Regions from separate parts of the Homo sapiens genome. Here region 2 is linked to region 1. Evidence: read pairs that join two places in POLR2A ChIA-PET (ENCODE). Cell type or tissue: OCI-LY7. All regions are shown on one strand. Links, peaks and the distances in the headings refer to the core of each region. The heading gives the core; the rest is flanking DNA. Region 1 overlaps OSBPL10 (oxysterol binding protein like 10). Region 2 overlaps OSBPL10 (oxysterol binding protein like 10).

Region 1 (11,492 bases), core at 2,021-10,020:
CAAGGTTTGTAAACACACCAATCAGCACCCTGTGTCTACCTCAGGGTTTGTGAGTGCACCAATCCACACTCTGTATTCTAGCTGCTCTGGTGGGGCCTTGGAGAACCTTTATGTCTAGCTCAGGGATTGTAAATACACCAATCAGCACTCTGTATCTAGCTCAAGGTTTGTAAACACACCAATCAGCACCCTGTGTCTAGCTCAGGGTTTGTGAGTACACCAATCGACACTCTGTATCTAGCTGCTCTGGTGAGGCCTTGGAGAACCTGTGTGTCTATACTCTGTATCTAACTAATCTGATGGGGAGGTGGAGAACCTTTGTGTCTAGCTCAGGGATTGTAAACGCACCAATCAGCGCCCTGTCAAAACAGACCACTCAGCTCTACCAATCAGCAGGACGTGGGTGGGGCCAGATAAGAGAATAAAAGCAGGCTGCCCAAACCAGCAGTGGCAACCCGTTCCCGTCCCCTTCTGCACTGTAGAAGGTTTGTTCTTTCGCTCTTTGCAATAAATCTTGCTACTGCTCACTCTTTGGGTCCACACTGCTTTTATGAGCTGTAACACTCACCCCTAAGATCTGCAGCTTCACTCCTGAAGCCAGCGAGACCATGAGCCCACCGGGAGGAAGGAACAACTCCAGATGCGCCGCCTTAAGAGCTGTAACACTCACTACGAAGGACTGCAGCTTCCCTCCTGAGCCAGCGAGACTATGAACCCACCAGAAGGAAGAAACTCCGAACACATCCAAACATCAGAAGGAAAAAACTCCAGACAGGCCACCTTAAAAGCTGTAACACTCACCGCAAGGGTCCACGGCTTCATTCTTGAAGTCAGTGAGACCAAGAACCCACCAATTCCGGACACACTGTAACACCACTTTTCCTATCCTAGAAGTTTCCTAAGACCACCCACTTGATAAAAACTACAAGAAGCCAGGCTCAGTGGCTCATGCCTATAATCCCAGCACTTTGGGAGGGCAAGGCAGGAGGATCGCTTGAGCCCATGAGTTGGAGAACAGCCTGGGCTATGTGGAGAAACCCTGTTTCTACAAAAAATTAGCCGGGGATGATGGTGTGTGCCTGTGGCCCCAGCTGCTCAGGAGGCTAAGGTGGGAGGATGGATTGAGAGCCTGGGAGGTCAAGGCTGTAGCACTGATTGCACCACTGCATGCCAGCTTGAGCAACAGAATGAGACCCTGTCTCAAAACACACACACACACATGCACACGCACACACATGCAAGAAATTCACTCTTGCATTTCTTGCATTTAAGACCTTCAAAGTCATACACAAGTAGATTCTCATAAGAATGGCTTTATGACTCTCTCTCAACACTTTCTCCATCAATGCTGCTTTAATTTTTATAATGCACTAAAGGCCGAATGTTTTCTTTTGTTGTTTGTGTTTTCAGGGGAAGTCTGTGTTCTATTCTTCCTGGCAGACCAATCCCATACCCCGGTGACTCCACCTCAAGTAACACCGGAAACCACAGGATGAACCTATGTGACATGGAGAAAAGGGAGATTTTGTCTGTTTGTCAGTTTCTGTCCATGCAGAATCAGAAACTTTCCTAGAAGGGACCCCACCACCCACAGAGGGAAGCACATGGTGGCCCTAGCTGACATCTGTGAGGCTAGATGTCAGAGCAAGGACAAGAAAGCAGGAGACCCAGGTTCCAGTCTTAGCACCACAGCCTCCTGGTTGGGGCTTCTTTGTGTACAAACCAATGGAGGCTGGGCGAGATAGCCAGACCTCTGGATTTCAAAAGCCAATACGTGTTTTGTTTTTGTTGTTGTTTTTTTTTTTTTTTTAAGTCTGGGAATTGATTTAGGGTTATTCACACTTTCAATTTTTCCAAGTAAGAATATTAAGAACAAAAAGTACCATAATTCCACTAAAATAGCTAAAATGTAAAGACAGAATCAACTACTGATACACACAACAGCATGGATGAAATTCAAAAGCTTTTTTTTTTTTTTTTTGAGACATGATCTCACTCTGTCACCCAGGCTGGAGTACAGTGGTGCAATCTCAGTTTGATGTAACCTCTGTCTCCTGGGCTCAAGCAATCCTCCCACCTCAGTCTCCTGAGAAGCTGAGACTACAGGTGTGCACCACCATGCCCAGCTAATTTTTTTCATATTTTTTTGGAGACAGGGTTTCGCCATGTTGCCCAGGCTGGTCTCGAACTCCCAGACTCGAGCAATCTGCCTGCCTCAGCCTCCCAAAGTGCTGGGATTACAGGCGTGAGCCACCACATCCAGCCTCAAAAACTTTTTTGTAAGTAACAGAAGTCTGTTGTGAAAGGCCATATAATTCTACCTATAGAACATTCTAGAAAAAGCAGAACTATAAATAGGAAACCAATCAGCAGTTGCCAGTTGCAGAGGGGTCAGCGAGGAGATTGATCATAAAGGGGGTAACGAGGGAACCTGCTGGCAGGGCGGAATTGTGAGTACAGTGGTGGTTACTCGACTCTATATATTTGTCAAAACTCAGTGAACTTTACACTTAAAAGGAGTTAAATTTTATTGTATGCAAATTATACTCTAATAAACCTCAATTTAAAAAAAATGCAATCAATATTCTACCATATTCTACGATAAAAAGGAAGAATATTTTAACCATCCAAAAGCAAAGCAACATAATTTTTGAAAAAAAGAGTAGTCGTTTATTTTAAATAAAGTTGTCTTTGGGAATAATTCCCTCCTTGTTTTTCTCATTTCACTCTGGACTGGGGAAAAACTTCATCAGGTAGTGACTAAGGCAGGTCTGGGTTTTGAAACCACAGGCTGGGTCATCCTTAAAGCCTTTTTCAGCTCTACAGTTCTATGCATCTGGCTATCCTGTAGTTCTTACTAAAATGAGTTTGAATTATAGCACCATTTTACCTAATATTTGTTCCAGGGAACACAATGTTATTTTTTTCCCACCCTGAACACGATTTTACGTAAGAGTTTTTAAAAGGCAAAATTCCAAGCAGCTGTAGGGAAAGTATTCTCTATAGTCTACTGTAAAGGGATCTGATCTGCTGAGAATAAAGAAGAAACACGGTGAAGAGGAGGCTTGGCATATATTCCTAATAACCATGATGCAAATTAAGCAGCAGTACTATAGTTAACTAGATATCAAGTTTATATTCACTTTGAGCCCATCCTTGTTTTCACTATTTAACTTCTGCTTAAGCAGCCTTGAATTTGGTAATGCTGTCACTGAATAATAAGGTCTGTTCACAGTGTTAAAATTATTATTCCCTAGTTGATCATGCTAGCTAGGATATAAATGAGTGGTAATAGCACTTTCATCTCCATTTCTCAAATAAGAAATCCTCCAGGCCTAAACTTCTAAATTATTATTTATTTTGATTCTAATATTAATAGATTAGTCAGTATTCCTGAAGCTAACCAGAGAATATATCAGGAAATCAAACTCTGCTTCCAAGAATCTTCAAATTCTTTTTTTTTTTTTAACTACCATTAGGAAGGCTTTAATTTTTCTTCTCTACAATGATTCATCAAAATATTAATGTACTTAAAGTTGGTTCCCCTACCTCAATTCCCACTCCCAAAATAAATTCCAGATGAATCAGTGATTTAAATATAATAATTAACCTATAAACTCCTTGAAAACAGTGAAGAATATTTTCATAATTTTGGACCAGAGATGCCCTTTCTAAATATGATACAAAACCAAAAGCCAAAAATAAAAATACTCATAAACTTGACTGCAAAAACTTAAATATTCTACAAAGCAAAAATTTTATTCAAACTCAAAATACAAATTGTCTACTAGGAGAAAATATCAACAGTACAAATGACAGGCCAAAAAAAATCCTTTGTACACAAAGAGCTACTGCAAATCAAGAGGAAAAAATGAGCTTAATAGAAAAACAAGTGAAGGATATAAATTGGCAGTTTGCATTATTTTTAAGAATGGCCAATAAACATTTGAAGACATACTTGGCCCCAGTCATGATTTTAGACATGAAAATAAAAATAATGAGGTATCCAATTTTGATCTGTGAGAATGAAGAAACCTGAATGTTAGTAACGCCCGTTAATGAGAGGGGGAAACAAACTCTTACAGAACTGGTGGGAGTACAAATAACGGCAACCGTTGTAGAAGACAATTTAGCAACGTCTATGAAAATTTCAAAGACATATTCTAAGATCTAGCAATTCCACTGGTATAAATTCATCCTACAGATAGACACCTAGAGGTATAAGAATATATATGCACAAAGACGTCACACATTACAGCATTATATGTGACAACAACAATAAGGAAACAACTCTAAATTTCCATTAGTAGAAGACTTAAATAAAGCACTGACATCCATTCCCAAAAACACCATCTGGCCAACCAAAAAGGAGTGCAAGTAAATCCATGTGCCTAATACAAAAAGATCTCCAAAATATATTAAGTAAAAAAAAAAAAAAAAAAAGGAGAAAACAGTATGCATGTGATCCCCATTTGTATAAAAACATGTATTTACGTAGATACAGTTATATATACATACACATACCAAGATATACTAAATTTACTAGAAAGATATTCAAGAACTGTTAAGAACAACTATCTCTAATGAGCACATAGGGCAATAGGTGGGGATAAGTCCTTCTACTCTTATCCTCTTCTGTTCTGGTTTATAAAAAGTAAAGACACATATAAAAAGACAAAAACAAACTGCACTTCCTAGATGTATATAAAGTACCAATTAAGTGTTGAGAACTCCTACTATAATTCTTGGAAAATAAAGAAGGCCAATTGGGGGAAAATGCTTTAGAATGAGGGCTGTACCTACAGTTCCTGAAGATTCGGCTTAGGGCAAGTTAAGCGAGGCATTACAGGTAAGTGCCACTATCCTAAGCAAGTTAAGGAAAAGGGGATGTTTCTTTAAAAAAAAAAAAAAAAAGCATTATGAAGAAATTATTTTAGTTTGTATTTGGAGGCAGAACAGCCAGGTGTATCTAAGTAAGACATTTCACATGGCCCTGACCCAGAAAGCAGGCAGGTTTTAGCAGATGGAATCATCAGAAGTTTGAAGAATGGATCTTTCTACAGGATGCATGGAATACAGAAAAAGATAGCAGTTGGATACACTAACTATATTTGAACTAATGATAGAAAGGAGTAGCCCTTGGAACATTAATTTTAACAAATATTTATTGCCCTAGATAAATGCATTTTGAAATTGTTTCCTGTATTTTAATGAATGTAAATCCTCCACAATAATCCATGAAAATGCCCACCTCCTACCTCCTGCACACCTAACACAAGATCTCACAAGGTCCCCAGGAGAGAATAAATCATACTTGGATGCCAAATTACCCGAGAACATTTTGATACACTAGGAATGCAGAAGCTCCTTGCAAAGTACATAAGCAATTCAGGGTCTAGGTTTTATTTAAGGATCGGTGATGGCTACTAGATTTACGAACTGTAAATCTGACAACTCCATCTCCACAATGAAATCATCCACTAGAGCTTCTCAATAGACCAATTAACAGCTGCCTAAATTGACAACAGAATGCAAAAGTGTCTTTCCAGATTCGGTTCCCATAGTGTCTGCGTGCCTGCGTATTCTACCTACAAGAAAATCTTACTACATTTCTCCTGGCTTTAAATTTATGTGCAGCAGGACAAGTAGGAATTCCACTGCAGTGGGCAACTTAAAAAATAACATGAAAAACACCTTCCCCGAAGAAACAAATAATGGGGCTGAAAGCCAGGCTGGTTATTCGAATGCCTCCTTCCTTTCTCACGGTGACTTACCTTAGAATTCATTTCCATGTGGTATTTGGCACAAGCTCGAAGCTGAGTCACCCAGAATTGTTTCTCTTTTGCATCAGCAGCTAAAATAGAGAAAACAGAGAAAGAAATGATTGCAGAGATTGTTCCAAAACACATCCAACTTATTTCTACACCCACCTAAGGGGGTGGGGAGCCTGGGGAGTGAGAGGTAGCAAGAAGGTGGGGAAGCAAGCACAGATCACAACGTTCTCAAGCGGCCTGTACTTACACCAAAACAGAGACTGCACTGAATCCCACGGAAAATCCTCTCTTGAGCCATATGAAAAATGGATTCTGAAATACCCGTTATAAGAATAATTTTGCCATTTTTTAGCCTCCTCTGAAAAAAGTCATTTCTATAATACTTATTTAAAAAGAAAGCAGGCAAGGAACCACATGCTTATTTTCAAATGCCTCTAACCTTGTGTAGCTAATATGAGTATCAAATGGCACTTTTTTTTTTTTTTTTTTGAGACGGAGTCTCGCTCTGTCGCCCAGGCTGATGTGCAGTGGCGCCAACTCAGCTCACTGCACACTCTGCCTCCTGGGTTCATACCATTCTTCTGCCTCAGCCTCCTCCGTAGCTGGGACTACAGGCACCCGCTACCATGCCCGGCTATTTTTTTTGTATTTTTTAGTAGAGATGGGGTTTCACTGTGTTAGCCAGGATGGTCTCAATCTCCTGACCTCATGATCCACCCGCCTTGGTCTACCAAAGTGATGGTATTACAGGCTGAGCCACTGCACCCGGCCTCAAAGGGCAGTTTTTCAGGGCCTTTTGCTATCTACCAGGGCTGTATTGTGGTGTTATTAACATTTACAAAATAAGCATTCAGTTGAATTACCATTTTAGTATGCTCTCAAAGATTCATACGATTGCAAAGAGCAAGATACCAAATGCTGCCTTAGAGAGCCTCAAATTTCCCCCAAAGAGATATTAAAGTGCAAGTAGTCATGTTGTATAGTTATGTCCTTCCATCTATAACCTATCTCTCAAATAATATATATGAAGTTATTCTCAAATATCATGGGCACACAACAGGTTCTAATGAAATCTAAATCATCAATTTAATCACATAAATAACTGCATAAATATAATAATACTAGCTGCATAAATGTTGACTATGAAAAAAAAAAACAACGATTCCCTGGAAATTATATCTGTTTACAAAACTGGGCCTAAGTGTCATTTGTCCATAAAACCTGACTTCAGCTTGAACTTTCAGGAGAAGAAATCTAGAGTTACCAAATGGGAAATTCGTTGCTTAGTCCTATTTAAGGCATGAAGATGGCCCCTACAAATCCCAAATGATTTGTCTGTCAAAAGGCCTGTTACACAAGTCTGATTTACAGTGTGTACCAGGTGTAATGAACTTCCAAAGACAAAGGACTTTGCAGAAATTAGGGCCTTTTTCCTTAGTAAACTTGAAGAATTGCCAGTTTGTGGCAATACTATCCAAAGGCTTTGCATCAAAAATACTCCCAAAAGCTGTGCGTCTCATGATACCATGATCCAACTCCTACTATGTGCAGGTAAGATGTGAAATGAGACACCAACAGCCAGTTGCTTGTGGGACGGGCTAAGGACAAGCCATAAACATGCAGAAATTTATCCTGACTTTTTTTTATAGTTACGCTTTAGCTAAATTTAGCAATTGTGATTATTCCATGCAGATCATAAAACCTCTATATTTGCTATTAAAATTGCCCTCTAAAAAAAACCTAGGGCTTAATAATCCAAAGGATATTAATGATTCAATGGCAAAACAAGATGGCTCAATTGTCAAATTAGTTGGATATTTCTTTTGTATGGGTTTGTATCATTTTATAAACCACAGGCAGGGTGGAAAGTGCCATTACGTTTTTCGTCTGCTATTGTTTCTGCACTGACAATTTATTAAGCAATAAATGGCAAAGCGAAGCCAAGGACCATATAAATCTAGCCAGCTGGAATGCACACTGCATGAATCTCAAGAGAACATGAATCTTATCACATTCCTGAAAGTTTTTTATCAACTATAGACATTTTTACTTCCGAGGTTTTTGGATTGTTTTATAGATTCTGAAATATGACTTGTATATAGATAATAAACATTAGCTTATTCCATCTCTTGGGTAGTGAAGCTTGGCAGAAGAATGGTGAAAACTGGGCTGAGAGGTGAGGAATGTAGTCCCTCAGTCTGACTTTGCAGAGGCAACTGATCATGGTCACGAACAGATAGCAAGCAGCCGTTTCTTCATACTTAGCTCTTAGTCAAAAGAAAATGTTACATTAAAAAAGGCAGAATTTTCAACCACCTCTCAATACTTAATACATACTACTTTTCCTCAGGACTTGATAAATAATATAGACTCTGCGTGTCCATGTGTGTGTGTGTGTGTGTGTGTGTGTGTGTGTGCATGCACTTGTGGGCATTTAGATTTGTTGTTTCATTTCATTATTTTATTAGAAGAAAAGTGGCAGAAGAATCACAGCAATGCAACCATGACAGATCCTGGTAGAATGATCTAGCAATCAAATTACACTGCAATTTTATTACAAGTCTGACATTTCTGTGCGATGGATGTGTCTTGAGGGTGAATACTGGACTCCCTGGAAAGTCATCCTCATTTCCGGGATGCTGGGCAGGTATCCATTTTCTTTTTTTTCTTTATTAAAGCAAAGATATCCATTTTCAAGAAGCAAAGAGAAGGGAAGAAAGCATACAAAGGGACATTAACTCCATTCCAGTTGGCTTCTCACCAGGCTCTACGACAGTGGATTGAACAAAACTCAAAGGGGCACTTTACTAAGAAACGGTTCTAGAGAAACTTTGGGGGGAAAACACTAGGACCCTTAAAGGTCTTTTTTTGCCCTTATAGCACAGCCCTCACAGGGCACTGTAGTGAAGATTCATACTATTACGTCAAAGAGAATATACTGAGCTAACACTTAAGATCTTCGAAGTCCTAAGGCGCGCTGCTTTGGGAATCACTCACCTTTCCTTTGTCCTTAATTCCTCAGTTAATTAGGACAAGTAATTCCTAATGTCAGCTCCATCTCCCCACCCCAGGGATAAGAGAGGCAATGTGTGTCACCACAGAGTCCTCCAAACACAGCAAACTGTCAAAGGCAATTTAAAAAAACAAAAAATCAAAAAACAAGAGAGCCATCACCATAGCAACTAGAGGCCTGTCTGAAAAGTTACTGGGAGAAGAACGCACCTCTCAGTTTAAACATCTCTCCATTAGCAGAGTACACCACCAGCATGTGGGGAGCTTCATCGCTCAGGGACACTATGGCTCCAGATAAAGACAGGACTCCTCGAGGCTTCTGGTGTTTGCTTTGCTCATTCACAAAATACTGCAGGATGCCAGCCTCGAAATCCAGTACGAAGTACCTGCACAGAGAAACCACAGTACATCATTTTTCTCTCCTACCCTATTCTGCACAGCAAAGCAGAAAAAAGCAAAGTGATCCAGAAGTCAACATCAAGACTCCACATCCATGAAGCTGGAAACCAAAAGTCCCTCCCAGATGCCCATAGAAGTTAGCCTGAGTAGGGAGAGAGCACTGGATTCTTAAATCAGAGTGGCGCTCATAATGGGGCACTTGTGGGCAAGGGCCAGGACCACTCAGGATTTGGTGCCATGCCCACACTTCACCCAGTACCCATGGATACCACATTAAACCTCAGAATGACAGAGACTGGCAGAAGCATTGCAACACAGCCTCTTGCAACATGCTCCACATGAATTCACAGGAACAGTTGAAATTCACAAGGCCTCCAGGAGAGGTAGTTTCACACCCAGAGAGCAGCAGCAAGCTTGGTCTCCAACTTCCTGCCAGTGGCATGGGTACCATAAGGAGCCTGAGCACCTGGCAGCATCTGTCAGGGAACTGGAGGTGCTTCTGCAACCATCTGGACACGCTCTAGCAGGCCCATTCACACGAAGGCAAGGAATCCCCCTGCTCTGGGACGTTGAAATGCCACTGAACTCTACATCCATGGTAAAAGAAGAAGAACTCCAATTTGCTTAAATCACACAATGAATCTTTGTAGCCAAATATCTGGCCTGTTAATTTTCTCAAGCTATTACCTAGGAAGTAGTCAAGACAATTTCCCCTTCTCCACCAGGAGGGAAATGTCTTCACCTGAGCCTCAGATTCTTACTGTGGCCTTGAGGCCCGCCCCTGCTGACTTTTCTACCTTCTCACTTCATCTTCCACTGACACTAGTCTTTTCTCTCTTCCTTCATAGTCACCAAGTTGCCTCCTGCCACAGGACCTTTGCACATGCTGTTCTTGCTGTCTGGAGCAGTTACTCAAAGTGTGGTCTGCAAATTTTGACGGTCTACAAACTGTTACCAGTCCACCACACCCTTTTGAAACATTTCCTGCATTTGGCTTTGTTTCAATATCCAAATGCATAGATCAGTTGGACAAGTCTCAACAGTTCAGAAGTTGTCAAACACACGTGGTCCACACAAGCTACATACTAGTCATGAACCAATGACAGTGCAATTGGCAGATGGAGTGAAGCAGGTCCTTCACCATAGATAGTTTGAAAAACACTTGCCCAGAATGCTACTCCCCCTGCCTGGAATATGGTTCCTACCCCTTCTTGCCGTGTCAAGTTCTCCTGACCGGGTCAAATATTCTTTCTTGCAGCACTTTGAAATGCTCCCTCATGGTACTGGCCCCATTTGAAGTCTACATTTGTGTGATTATCTGATTCAATGACTGGTTTCCCCACTAGACTACACTCTGCGGAAGTGGAAAGTGTTTTCCTCCCCACAGCGCCCAGCAGTGTGCCTGATAGTTCATTGCTACTCAGTTAGCACTTGTGCAAGGAATGAATAAAGAAAAAAACCTACTAAATCCCACGTTTCTCCATCCATGCATCAAAGCACCCGGGTCATACAGTGAACTGATAGAGGCAATGCAACATATTTTACATTTTTTGAGGGATACATGGCGAGACTCAACATACCGTCTGTACTACCAACTCAGGGACTTTTCACAGTTTTAACATTATATTGCACTACACTCCTTTTGATGCCATCATATTTTTGCAAAGAGTTTCAGCAGGTGCTACGATTTAAAAAAAAACATCAACGTAGAACAGGAAAAGAGAACAGCAATGTCCAGTATGATTCCAAGGTTTGAGAAGCTGTGCAGTACCCACAGGTACACACATCCCATTAATAAGTAATTGTGGTTATTTAAGAAACTAAAATATTTTTCTTTCAATTGATATTATTTTTTCAAATAGCTACTGAGTTGTTTAGACATAAATATGTATGAGGTTGTTTGGAACTAACCACTTAAAAAATGAATCTGTTAGATACTTATTTTAACCTAGAAGCACCAACAACCAGCAAAGTTCACAAACCTCTAAATTATTCTCACAATAACCCAACAGAATAGATGTTATCCCCACATTATACGTATCCTGAGACTTGAAGGAATTTAAAATCCAAGTTCAACTCTTCTGTGTCCAAAGTTCAGGCTCGGGTCCACTCCAGCAAACTGAAACTCCTTGATTCTCACTCAAGTCCTTCCTTGTAACTTCTCCATATCACTTCTCCAGGACCTATTTACATACTTCATTCTCCAAATCTCCCTGTTCCAACAGAGATAATGAAGCTGAAAGCTCCTTTGCCTGGCAGTAGAGGTCCCTACTTATGGCCCCGGCAAGGGAGCAAGTCGCAGCCATC
Region 2 (11,492 bases), core at 1,288-9,287, 70 kb after region 1:
ACTGTATTATATCAAGATCCGGTGCAAACAAAAAAGAAAAGCAAGACAAACAGACTCTGCTAACTCTTACTCTAAAAGCCAAGATAAAAGGAAAATGAAAGTCTTATTGGGTAAATAAATGAATCTCAGGGAGGGCATCCTGAGCAAAGGGAAGACTCTTTGATGGATACGAAAGTGGTCACTTTTTCAGTTGATTTAAGCAGAGGCAAGAGTTAGCCCAACAAATCTCTCTGAGCTGTGTAAATTCCAACAGAAGCAGCTAGGAGCCAAACAATGATTTGGAAACGTACCAAGAGCTCAAAAGCATCAAGTCTAGACACCTCAAACTCCCCTGAGAGGGATCTGGCTGCCTGCCTACTGCCAAGATCCCTGCTGACCCCAATTTCTTGTATTCCATAATCATTTTTAGATGGATTGCTAAGAGGTAGCTTTAAGAGAAGCAGCCTCAGCCACCTGCCATCTTTCACATCTCAGAGGGGCCCATCTTTCCTTTGAAAGGGAAAGAAAATGGACTAGTGTTAAATTGCAAGTGAAATAAATTCCTTAAATATCAGGAAGCAGAGAATATAAGTAAAGATCTTCCTCTAGCACTTCTAGCTGCCAAATCAATCTTCAAAGCAAAAAAGTGCTAGCTGTATTTCTTCAAGTGCTATCTGATTTGCCAGAATACTTTTCACCATTCCAGAACTATTATCGGCTGGCTGCTGGTTACCAGCAGGGCTTCTCTTTCTTCCTTCTTCTCCCAGTCGAGAATGCAATGTATGGCAGGGCACGGTGGCTCACGCCTGTAATCCCAGCACTTTGGGAAGCCGAGGCGGGTGGATCACGAGGTCAGGAGATTGAGACCATCCTGGCTAACACGGTGAAACCCCGTCTCTACTAAAAATACAAAAAAATTAGCTGGGCGTGACGGCAGGCACCTGTAGTCCCAACTACTCGGGAGGCTGAGGTAGAACAATGGCGTGAACCTGGGAGGCGGAGCTTGCAGTGAGCCGAGATGGCGCCACAAGAATGCAATGTATGGCTCAATATAAAAAGCGGGCTGAGCGCAGTGGCTCACGTCTGTAATCCCGGCACTTTGGGAGGCCAAGGCGGGCGGATCAGGAGTTTGAGACCAGCCTGGTCAACATGGTGAAACCCTGTCTCTACTAAAAATACAAAAATTAGCTGGGTGGCGGGCACCTGTAATCCCAGCTACAAGAGGCTGAGAGAGGAGAATCCTTTGAACCCAGGAGTTGGAAGTTGCAGTGAGCCAAGATCGCATCATTGCACTCCAGCCTGGGCGACAGGGTGAGACTCCATCTCAAAAAAAAAAAAAAAAAAAAAGTGACACATTTCCTCTTATACATTTTTTTTAAATCCTCCCAGATGCCTCATTACCTGCCTGGCTCCATTGTCAGCATCTGAGCCTGGCATCTGAAACCTTCAAAACAACAAACCCATTTAAAGCACAGGCATGTCTGTAGGGGTAAAAGTGAAAAGCAAAAATTGAGATAAATGAACCAAAAAGTGATAGCCACTGTCATTGAAAGTAAACACCATATGTAAAATAGCAAACACACAATTAGCTAACACAGTTTTGACAAAAAAAATTATGTCAAATTTTTTAAATCATAACATACACATAACAAAATTTGCCATTTAGTCATGTTTAGGTGTACAATTCAGTGACATTAGTTGTATTCACAATTGTTATGCAACCATCACTACTATCTATTTCCAAACCTTTTTCATCACCCCAGAGAGAAATTCTGTAACTATCAATCAATAACTCCCCATTCCAATCTTTCCTCAGCCCTTGGTATCTTCTAGTCTACTTTCTTCCTCTATGAATCTGGCTAGTATTGATATTTCATACAATGGGAAGCATACAATATTTGTCCTTTTGTAACTGGCTTATTTGACTTCTTAGCATAATGTTTTCAAGGTTCCTCCATGTTGCCACATGTATCAGAGCTACATTCCTTTTCATGACTAAATAATATTCCATTGTGCATATAAACCACATTTTGTTTGTCCATTCATCTACTGATGCACACTTGGGTTGTTTCCATTTTTGAATCTTGTGAATAATGCTACAATGAACCTTGCCATACAAGTATCTATTTGAGTCACTGCTTTCAATTATTTTGGGTATATACCTAGGAGTAGAATTGCTAGGTCATATAATACACAGTATTTTTTTTAATCAAGTACATTCAATAGTTTTAAAAAAAACTTGGACTTTTTTCCTGATTAAAAAGCAACACATGTTCATTGTAGGAAATCTGGAAAATAATTACACCACCCAGAGAAAGTCGCTGTTAATATTTCAGAATATTCCCTTAAAATCTTACTGTCTAGTTATACACATACACAGAGACAGACATACATGGATATTTTAACTAAAACTGGGTTATTTCCACTTATCATTGTATCAAGAGCATTAACTCCACTGTCATTAAATGTTCTTCAGAGGCCGGGCACAGTGGCTCATGCCTGTAATCCCAGCACTTTGGGAGGCCAAGACAGGTGGATCACGAGGTCAGGAGTTCGAGACCAGCCTGGCCAATAGGGTGAAACCCCGTCTCTACTAAAAATACAAAAAAACTAGCCAGGCATGGTGGCACGCACCTGTAGTCCCAGCTACTCAGGAGGCTGAAGCAGCAGAATCACTTGAACCCAGGAAGCGGAGGTTCGAGTGAGCTGAGACTGCACCACAGCACTCCATCCTGGGCAACAGAGGAAGACTCCGTCTCAAAAAAAAAAAAAAAAAAAAAAAAAAAAGTTCTTTAGAAACAACACTTAATATATGAATAATATTTCATCAGATAGATAAAGCATAACTTTATTAACTATTCCCCAATTTAGGCTGTTGCATATTTTCTGTGGTCATAAATAACACAGCAATGAACATTTTCATGAATTATTTCTTCTGCACTTCTTTGATTACTATTTTAGCATATCTTACAACAAGTAGAATCACTGCATCAAACAATATAACCATTGCTAAGGCTGTTGATAAAGATTACCTATTTGTCTTCCATAAAAGTCATACCAATCTATATTTCTACCAGCAAAAATAAGCAGCTTTTTTAAATGTAAAAATAAATTAATTATATAATCATAAAATATAAAAGAACAGCTTCCAAACTGGTAAACCATGTGTTAGCAATTATCTTTTCTATTAAATGATGTGGCCAGGCTAGATGAACTAAGGTTCAAGACATCTAGGAAAATGTCAAGTTTTCAAATGGCAATCCATATTTTAAACTAACAGGCCTGCTAAAGCATGGATATATTTACATATGGACATGTGGAGAGAAAGATTTATGTAAAACCACCACCTTCCTGATAGCTGTCCCCATCCCTAAATTTTCCCTTTGTCCTTTTTATACAAGCCTGAATAGACTAAGGACAACTCTAATGCCTATAATACATAATGCCTATAATACAGTGCTGTGGCACTGACTCATCTCCTTGGAGACACCTTCTTCCCAGCACATCCATCAGCCAATCTGGTTGCTTCACATGAAAAGAGTGGGTACAGGAGTTAAGGTTGCAGTGAGCTATGATTGCACCACTACATTCCAAACTGGGCAACAGAGCAAGACCCCCTCTCTTTAAAAAAAAAAAAAAAAAAAAAAAAAAAAAAAAAAAAAGGCCAGGCACAGTGGCTTATGCCTGTAATCCCAACATTTTGGGAGGCTGAGGCGGGCAGATCCTGAGGTCAAGAGATTGAGACCATCCTGGCCAACATAGTGAAACCCCGTCTCTACTAAAAATACAAAAATTAGCTGGGCGTGGTGGCACACATGTGTAGTCCCAGCTACTCGGGAGGCCACGGCAGGAGAATCACTTGAACCTGGGAGGCAGAGGTTGCAGTGAACCAAGATTGCACCACTACACTCGAGCCTGGCGACAGAGCAAGACTCCGTCTCAAAAAAAAAAAAAAAAAAAAACAGGAAGGAACAAGCCATGCTAACAAAAGGGGTGCCAGGGTCATTTTGGGAGGAGAAAATTACCTAAAATTCCCTCCCTCATCAGCAAACAAGGCGTCAAATTCCTGCCACTAGGACTCTGGTCCAAAGTTACAGTCCCCAAAGTCAACACCAGTGACATGGGGCTCCCAAAGTCACCACAAATATGCTCTAGGGACACTATCTGGACCGGAAGCCTCAAAACAAAAGTCAGTCAGTGACATACGATCCAGCCCTCAAGCCCACTTGCTTTGACCAGAATCAGGCTTTGGTTTGTTCATTGTTTTTATTTTTGGCTTTAAAAATTGTTTTGAATCAGTTGACAATCTTTAAAAATTAAGACAGCTTCTCACACAAATCTACATCTCTAGTTTCTCTTGCAATATCCAAGGATCTCAACATGGGGTCCATTCACTACACGGCAACCATAGGCCATAGCTGAGAAGCAGCTGCCCTGTCAGATGTGATGCACTCTCAGGTCTCCATGCTCCCACCTTCTCCAGACGCTCAGGATGCCAAAGCAGAGGTCAGCAGCCCTTGACCAGAGGGGTTTATACTGCTTTTCTGACACCCTTGTTTCTGTGACACAGCCTGAGACCTGGAGAATATTTGAGCCTGTGACCCCTGGTCTGGTACGAATAACGTATCATGCATACAAATAGGGTTACTGGCCAAACATCTGCAGATCCTATTATGACTAAAAAAATCCAAACTACTTAAGGCATTACTCAATTCAGAGAACCTCTTGCCATTAGGGATTGCCTGAATCAACAGACACTACTAAGTTTTGGTTTATGCTTTTTTTTTTCTGAGATGGGTTTCACTCTTGTTGCCCAGGCTGGAGTGCAATGGCATGATCTCGGCTTACTGCAACCTCCGCCTCCCAGGTTCAAGTGATTCTCCTGCCTCAGCCTCCTGAGTAGCTGGGATTACAGGCACGTGCCACCATGCCCGGCTAATTTTTGTATTTTTAGTAGAGACAGGGTTTCACCACGTTGGCCAGCTGGTCTCGAACCCCTGATCTCAGGTGATCCACCCCCCTCAGCCTCCCCAAGTGCTAAAATTATAGGCGTGAGCCACTGCACCCAGCCACTACTAAGTTTTTTAATGAAAAGGGGGAACTCAAGTTTTTTACTTTTTCAATAATAACAAAAAAATTAGAAATCAATTAAGAATTTAAGAAAAATTAAGAATTTTATTAAGTTGTTTTTTATCAAAAAAAAAAAAAACCCTTGTATTAAGAAAAATTAAGAATTTTTTAAGTCGTTTCCTTCCTGACTACTATGTACAAAATATTAGGCTTCTATTGAAGCAATGACATAATGATGAGTAAGACCCTGCCTGGGCCCTTGCAGGCAGATGGCGGACAGCGTGTGAACAGAGCAATTGCGGGAGGCACAGCGGTAAAGGTAATGGCATCCACCTGCGAAAAGCACAAGAGCCCTCAGGAGGTGACAGGAAGCCTTTATCAAAGGACAAGGCATCTGCCCGGCTAAGGAGAGGGAACAAGAAGCAAGGCTATGACACAAGTTCAAGGTGGAGCTGGGCTTTGGTCCCATTCTAGCAGAGCTGAGACTTCCTTTGGAGGTCACAGGAAGTCACCCAAGAGTTTTTAGTGTTGCATGCTTTAGAAAAGTTACCATGGAGATGGTGTTGAGGTGCCTAGAAGAAGAGGAGCTTGGGCTCAGGGAGGCCTTAAGAAGATGATCGTGGGAGTCCAGACCAGATGCAAGGAGCATCGAAACAAAGACAAGGGCAGGAGGAGCAGACCAGAGAGGCAGCTACGGCTCAGTGGCTGTTAGATACTGACAAATGAGACGAGCAGTTATCAGAAGAGACAAAGGCAGGAGGGAGCAGACCAGAAAGGCAGCTATGCCTCAGTGGCTGGTTAGATACTAGAGAACGAGACACAGCAGTAATCAGAATGATTCACTAAATTTCAGGCTCTGACAACTCAGTGGACATCAGAAACACTGGGCCAACACAAAAAATAAAGGATGGGGAGCAGTTACTGGAAGGTAAGGGTGAGTAGGGGAGACATAGAGACCAGGATCCCATCTGCAGAAGTGTAGCAGCTCTGGATCTAGGCACGAACAAGGTCAACCCTCGGCCCAGGCTGTCCCTAAGCACACAGCACATCACCAAAGCTGGAGGTGCCAATTCCTCCACCCAACTCAGCTGAACAGCAGTTCCCACAGCATCACTAAGGCTGAAAAATTGGAATGCTATCCTCCTCACAAAGGCGGAAGCATGCTTTGTCCTCTGCCTGCCTATAGCGAGTGTCCAAATTACCAATGGCAGATCTTACACCAACATCAGAAGTCCCCTACCAGCTCCTCTTGGCCTCTGCATATGCCACCTTCCCCTACTCCACAATTCCTGCGACAGCACTGAGAAGGTACTCAGGCAGGGCATGGGGTTGGGAGGTTTGGTGGAAGTCTAAAGATGACCAACACATGAAACAAGCCCTCAAAAGAACCTAACAGATCACGGAAGACTCCTGTGGAAACACTCCACACGCTGAGCACAGTATGACAGGCTGGAGGAGAAAAATAGATAAAGAATCTGTGTTAGGTCATATTCCCTGGAGGCAGAGCCTGATGTGGCGACTCCTATGCAAATGAGTGCTTGAGGAAGTGCTCTCAGGATCCGGAGAAACTGGAAGAAGGTGAGGGAAACTGCATAGGAGTTGAGATAAGCCCAGCCTCCGTCTGATCCCACAAAAAGCTCTGAAGTAAACTGTACAAAGTTTGTGCTGCCAGGAAGCAGGGGATTGGGTTTGATACTCCCAATCGTTGACTTCACTAAGTGATGTCAGTCACTGGGTACAAGGTCACACCAGAGTGGAGGATGCAGGTTACCTCCCAGTCACCTCCAGGCTAGAGGGTTCCTCCCCTGCAGGGCAGAATCTTCCAGTGAAAGGTACAGGCATGAAGTATTAGCAGCTAACTCCCTCAATTAGTCAAGGGCTGGGTGCCCTGACCCAGTAAAGGGGATCTGTGCAGGGCACCAGCAACATCCACAATGGACAGAGTCCATTCTAGAAGTCCAGCAGAACAATATACATGCAGGGAAAGAGGGAAGGGCCATTCATCATTATGAGTCTTTTCATCTTTCCATCTCTCTGGAAACCATCCAGGAAGTTAAAAAACTCATCTGTACAAGGTGGTTGAGCACCTCTGAAAAGCCTTGAGCATGGAGTATAATTTTACAACCCAGACTGAAGGCTTACCTCCCAAGTAACTGGGTTTATTGTTCCCTATTGCAAGCAGCAGCCTGCAGTTCCACCTACCTTCTGCCTAAGAGCACTTTAGCCTCAGAGTGAATCTCCACGACCACACTCGAGCAATAAACGGGCAGTCATCCTCCGTCATATAACTAACAACTTTCCTCCAATTTTTATGGTGCTTTTTATGCTGACTTTATAAAGTTTCACGTTTTACTTTCCAGATTTCATCGTGTGCATTCAATGCACCCCAGGAGTGTTGCTAAGCAGTTTTAATTTTCCAAGAAGTATTTCTTTGCCTTTCCTTTCCACTAAAGCATAGCTAAGAAATTGGAAAAGGCCCCCAAATCAAGTTTTCTGTACAGTGTGTACAATCTGGACCAAGACATTCAAGAAGGAATTGACTTAAGGAGAACTTCAGAATCATGGCTGGAGCCCCCACCATCCATGATGGAGTTAGAGAGTACCTCTATGGTAATGCAGGGCCAAATAAGTAAATTCCAGAGTAGCGAAATTAACTTTGTAATAAAAGACTATTTGATTATTCAGAGAAAAGGGAGCAGGTGTTTGGTAAGGTGCCAGAGAAATTCCTTAATTACCAGCCAAGTCCAAAGGAAATAAATGGTCAAATCAATTAACTCATTATTTATTATTTACTCTGTGATTAAACTTACAGATCAAGCTTCTAACAATACTAAGGGGAAGTTGGGGAAAGAGGAGTTTTAGGTTGGTTTCTTAGCCCAATGCAAATCTGCCTCAATTGTCATTCCTAAAACGCACACACATATTATTTCAGGAAGGATTGAACCAATCAACTGAAAAAACAGGAGACAAGTTAAAATAGCAACAGCTAACCTTTTCAGAGTACCTTCCATGTGCCTAAAACTGTGCAAGTAGTTGGATGCATACATCCTTCTCCATTCTCATGGAACAATTGTGCAGTACAAGAAATATAAAAGGATACTGGGTTCCGGCTGGGCACGGTGGCTCACGCCTGTAATCCCAGCACTTTGGGAGGCTGAGGCGGGCAGATCACGAGGTCAGGAGATCAAGACCATCCTGGCTAACACGGTGAAACTCGGTCTCTACTAAAAATACAAAAAATTAGCTGGGCTTGGTGGCAGGCACCTGTAGTCCCAGCTACTTGGGAGGCTGAGGCAGGAGAATCACGTGAACCCGGGAGGTGGAGCTTGCAGTGAGCTGAGATCACCTCACTGCACTCCAGCCTGGGCAACAGAGCAAGACTCTGTCTCAAAAAAAAAAAAAAAAAAAAAAAAAAAAAAAAAGGATACTGGGTTCCTACCTCACAGAACAGACACAAGTCCAGACAGATTAAAGCCTTAATTGAGAGAGGTAACTTCTGAAACTTTCAGCAGAAAATATAAGAGAATATCTCTTTAGTTAACTAGAAAAGAAAATACTCATATTCTACCACATTAAGAACCTCCTGACCTGAGGTCCCACCTATGGACTGACTTGGTTTGGATCAGAGCTAGAAGCTGCTCTCAATGAAAAATTTTAGTTGTCAGTTATGCAGTGGGTTGAAGTAGCAATCTGAGAGTTGGCAAAAATTTTTTAAAGTAGGTCTCGGTGGAAATCCTACTTATGTAGGCTTGTATTAGCTTCCAGGGTATCCGAAAAGGGCCTGTCAGGAGGGATGACTGTTTCTGCCAGTAAACTGAGCAGTGGGCAGCATAATTAAGAGAATATGGAAAAGAAGTAAGAACTTGTTTTTCAAAAGCATCACAAATAAAGTAAAAAGCCAAGCTATGAACTAAAAGGAGATATTTGCAACATAGATCCAACAAAGGATAAGTATGCAGAATATATAAAGCACTCCTACAAACCAATGCAAAAAAGACAACCTAATAAATAACTGAGCAAAAGACCCAAGCTGGAATTTCATAAAAGAGGAAGAAAGAATGACCCTTAAGCACATGAAGAGCTGCTGTCTTTCTGATAATCAGAGATACACAAATTAAGATACCAATGAGATATCATGTATACCTACTGGCTTGGCAAAATTAAGAATTCTTACTATATCAAAAACTAGAAAAGGTGCAGAACAATGCAAATGCTTATACCCTACTGGATGGCATTAAACTGGCACATCCACTTTAGAAAACAACTTAACATCATCTTATAAAATGGAACATCCAAATACCCTGAAGCCCAGTGGATATAGTTTGGATATCTGACCTCTCCAAATCTCAGGCTGAAATGTGATCCCCAATGTTGGAGGTGGAGCCTAAGGGGAGGCACTTGGGTCATGGGGGCAGATCCCTCACAAATGGCTTGGTGCCCTCCCTATGGTAATAAGTGAGTTCTCACTCTGTTAGTTCTGTTAGTTTACCAGTTAGCTCTGTTAGAGCTGGTTGTTTAAAGGAGCCTAGCATCTCCTCCTCTCTCTCTTGCTCCCTCTCGCCATGTGACATGCCTGCTCCCTCCACTTTCCATCTTGAGTAAAAGTTCCCTGAAGCCTCACCAGAAGCCAAGATGCTGGTGCCATGCCTGTACAGTCTTCACAACCATGAGCCAAATAAACCTCTTTTCTTTATAAATTACCCAGTCTCAGATATTCCTTTATAGCAATGCAAAACGGACTAACACACCAACAATTCAACTTCTACATCAACATCACAAGGAAATTCTTGCGTGTGTGTACTGGGAGATACATACTAACTTACACACAGCAGTAACACCGTTCACAGAGGAAGAAATGGTGAACAACCTAAATACCCATCACCAGGATAAAAAATTTGTGACATAGTCACACAAAGAATGTTATACAGCATTGAAAAGAAATGCACTGAAGTTAGACACAATAACGGGAATCAATTTTGGAAACAAAACGGGAAAAAAAAAAGACTTGCAGAAAACTATATACAACATCCTTTTAAAAATATAAAACTGAGAAACAAAACTAAATAATACAGAGAGATAACACACATTATTTTTGTAAAATATCTATTATAAAAATACTTTATATTATACAAAGGTGAAGGAATGATGAACTTGAAACTCAAGAGTTAGTGGTTACCTAAAAGAGGGGAGGAAAGGATTGAGTTGAAGAAGAATACTTGGGCAGATGAGCTACTAGTGGTTATATTATCCTTCCTAGAGTGAATGGTGAGCTCATGCCTGTTCATTTTCTTATGCTCTGTTACATATATGATTGCATATATTCTTTAATATAAATCAATTATATTTTTCAAATATTAGAAAAAAGCTATTTAGATCATTTATTCTATGATTGTATACAATTATAAAAATAGAAACTAATATATAAATGTTAATTTAAACTATATAATTATATATTTAAATTATATGGAGTATTTATTATTATTCCCATTTTACTGATGAAGAAACTGAGAGTTAAAAAGGTAGGATAACTTTACACATCCAGTTAAGTGAAAGTGACAAACTAAGCTTTTCATTAACTTTAAAACCCATGCTTTAACACCGTGCTATACTCTTAAGATTTCCACCAGCGAAGAAAAAAATTAGATATAATTCACAAGATTCAAGAATCCCTGCCTAAAACTCCATTAGTGTGCAACTCTTACAGAACTCCTACTATAATCTGTGCCTTCCATGAGTGGTGGGAAATGAGTATTGTTTATTAGGATTTGTTAGCTCTAAAGACAAACTTATTTACATGTTAACATATAGTCATATTAAACAAAAGACTCTTAAATTCAATGAAATTTGGAATTTATAGAAAACCTACGATAAAGCATTTTGTTTTATTTTGCAAATGCAAATAAAGAATCCTGGTGCAAAGTGGAAAGCCATGCCTTAGTACACATTAGGTGGATTAAGAAATATGTTTTCTTCAGTGAGGCAAAACTATTCAAGTGATAAATTCATCTGTTTGTCCAGGTTCTTTTCTTGTTTTCACCTTCTGAGCTTCTTTCACTTCCCTTCAAGAGTCATGTTTCCTCTCTCACCCTAGATCTTAACCAGGTGGCACTTCCTCCAAAAGAGTTCCCCACCCTACATCCAGGCGTATCCCTCGTCACGCTCCGTGAGAGCACTTTGCATGCTGCAGTTCAACCACTGCTGTGCATCTTCTTCCTAGCCCACCAGCAACTTGGGGCAGGAACCCATCTACAATAGTCCCCACTGTACCTTCAGGCACAGCATGGGGAGCAATGAGAAGGAATCAACAACTGAATGAAGGGATGATCATACTACTATGTAAAATCCATTCACACGAAAGGATCAGAGGGAACACAGAATAGTAGGAAGGATGTGGCACTTGGAATCAGACTGACCTGTGTTAGAATGTCCCCCCAACATCAGTT

What was found. ChIA-PET counts read pairs that join two places held together with the same protein. Peaks named below come from ENCODE experiments on the same cell type or tissue, not always from the same donor. Only the 100,000 strongest peaks of a DNase experiment are listed, where the experiment ranks them.
Region 2: POLR2A ChIA-PET joins it to region 1 with 18 read pairs; 4 of 35 experiments call an interaction of 5 or more read pairs at or near these places.

Annotation. Positions count from the first base shown.
Region 1 is chr3:31,870,659-31,882,150 of GRCh38, forward strand. It overlaps OSBPL10 (oxysterol binding protein like 10), which reads right to left. Exons shown (of 12, transcript NM_017784.5): 2 at 8,997-9,172; 3 at 5,775-5,854. Among named protein-coding and RNA genes, the nearest start is that of OSBPL10, 100 kb to the right of the region's middle. In OCI-LY7, for the core only: CTCF peaks have their summits at 4,155, 4,905 and 9,518; DNase peaks (open chromatin) are centred at 6,303 and 9,633; H3K4me3 peaks cover 4,478 bases; H3K27ac peaks cover 6,364 bases.
Region 2 is chr3:31,941,230-31,952,721 of GRCh38, forward strand. All of the region lies in intron 1 of OSBPL10 (oxysterol binding protein like 10), which reads right to left. Among named protein-coding and RNA genes, the nearest start is that of OSBPL10, 34 kb to the right of the region's middle. RefSeq lists enhancers at 5,097-5,699, 5,700-6,301, 11,281-11,330. In OCI-LY7, for the core only: no CTCF peak of the experiment used is centred there; DNase peaks (open chromatin) are centred at 1,392, 4,042, 4,142, 5,412 and 6 weaker places; H3K4me3 peaks cover 5,226 bases; H3K27ac peaks cover 8,000 bases.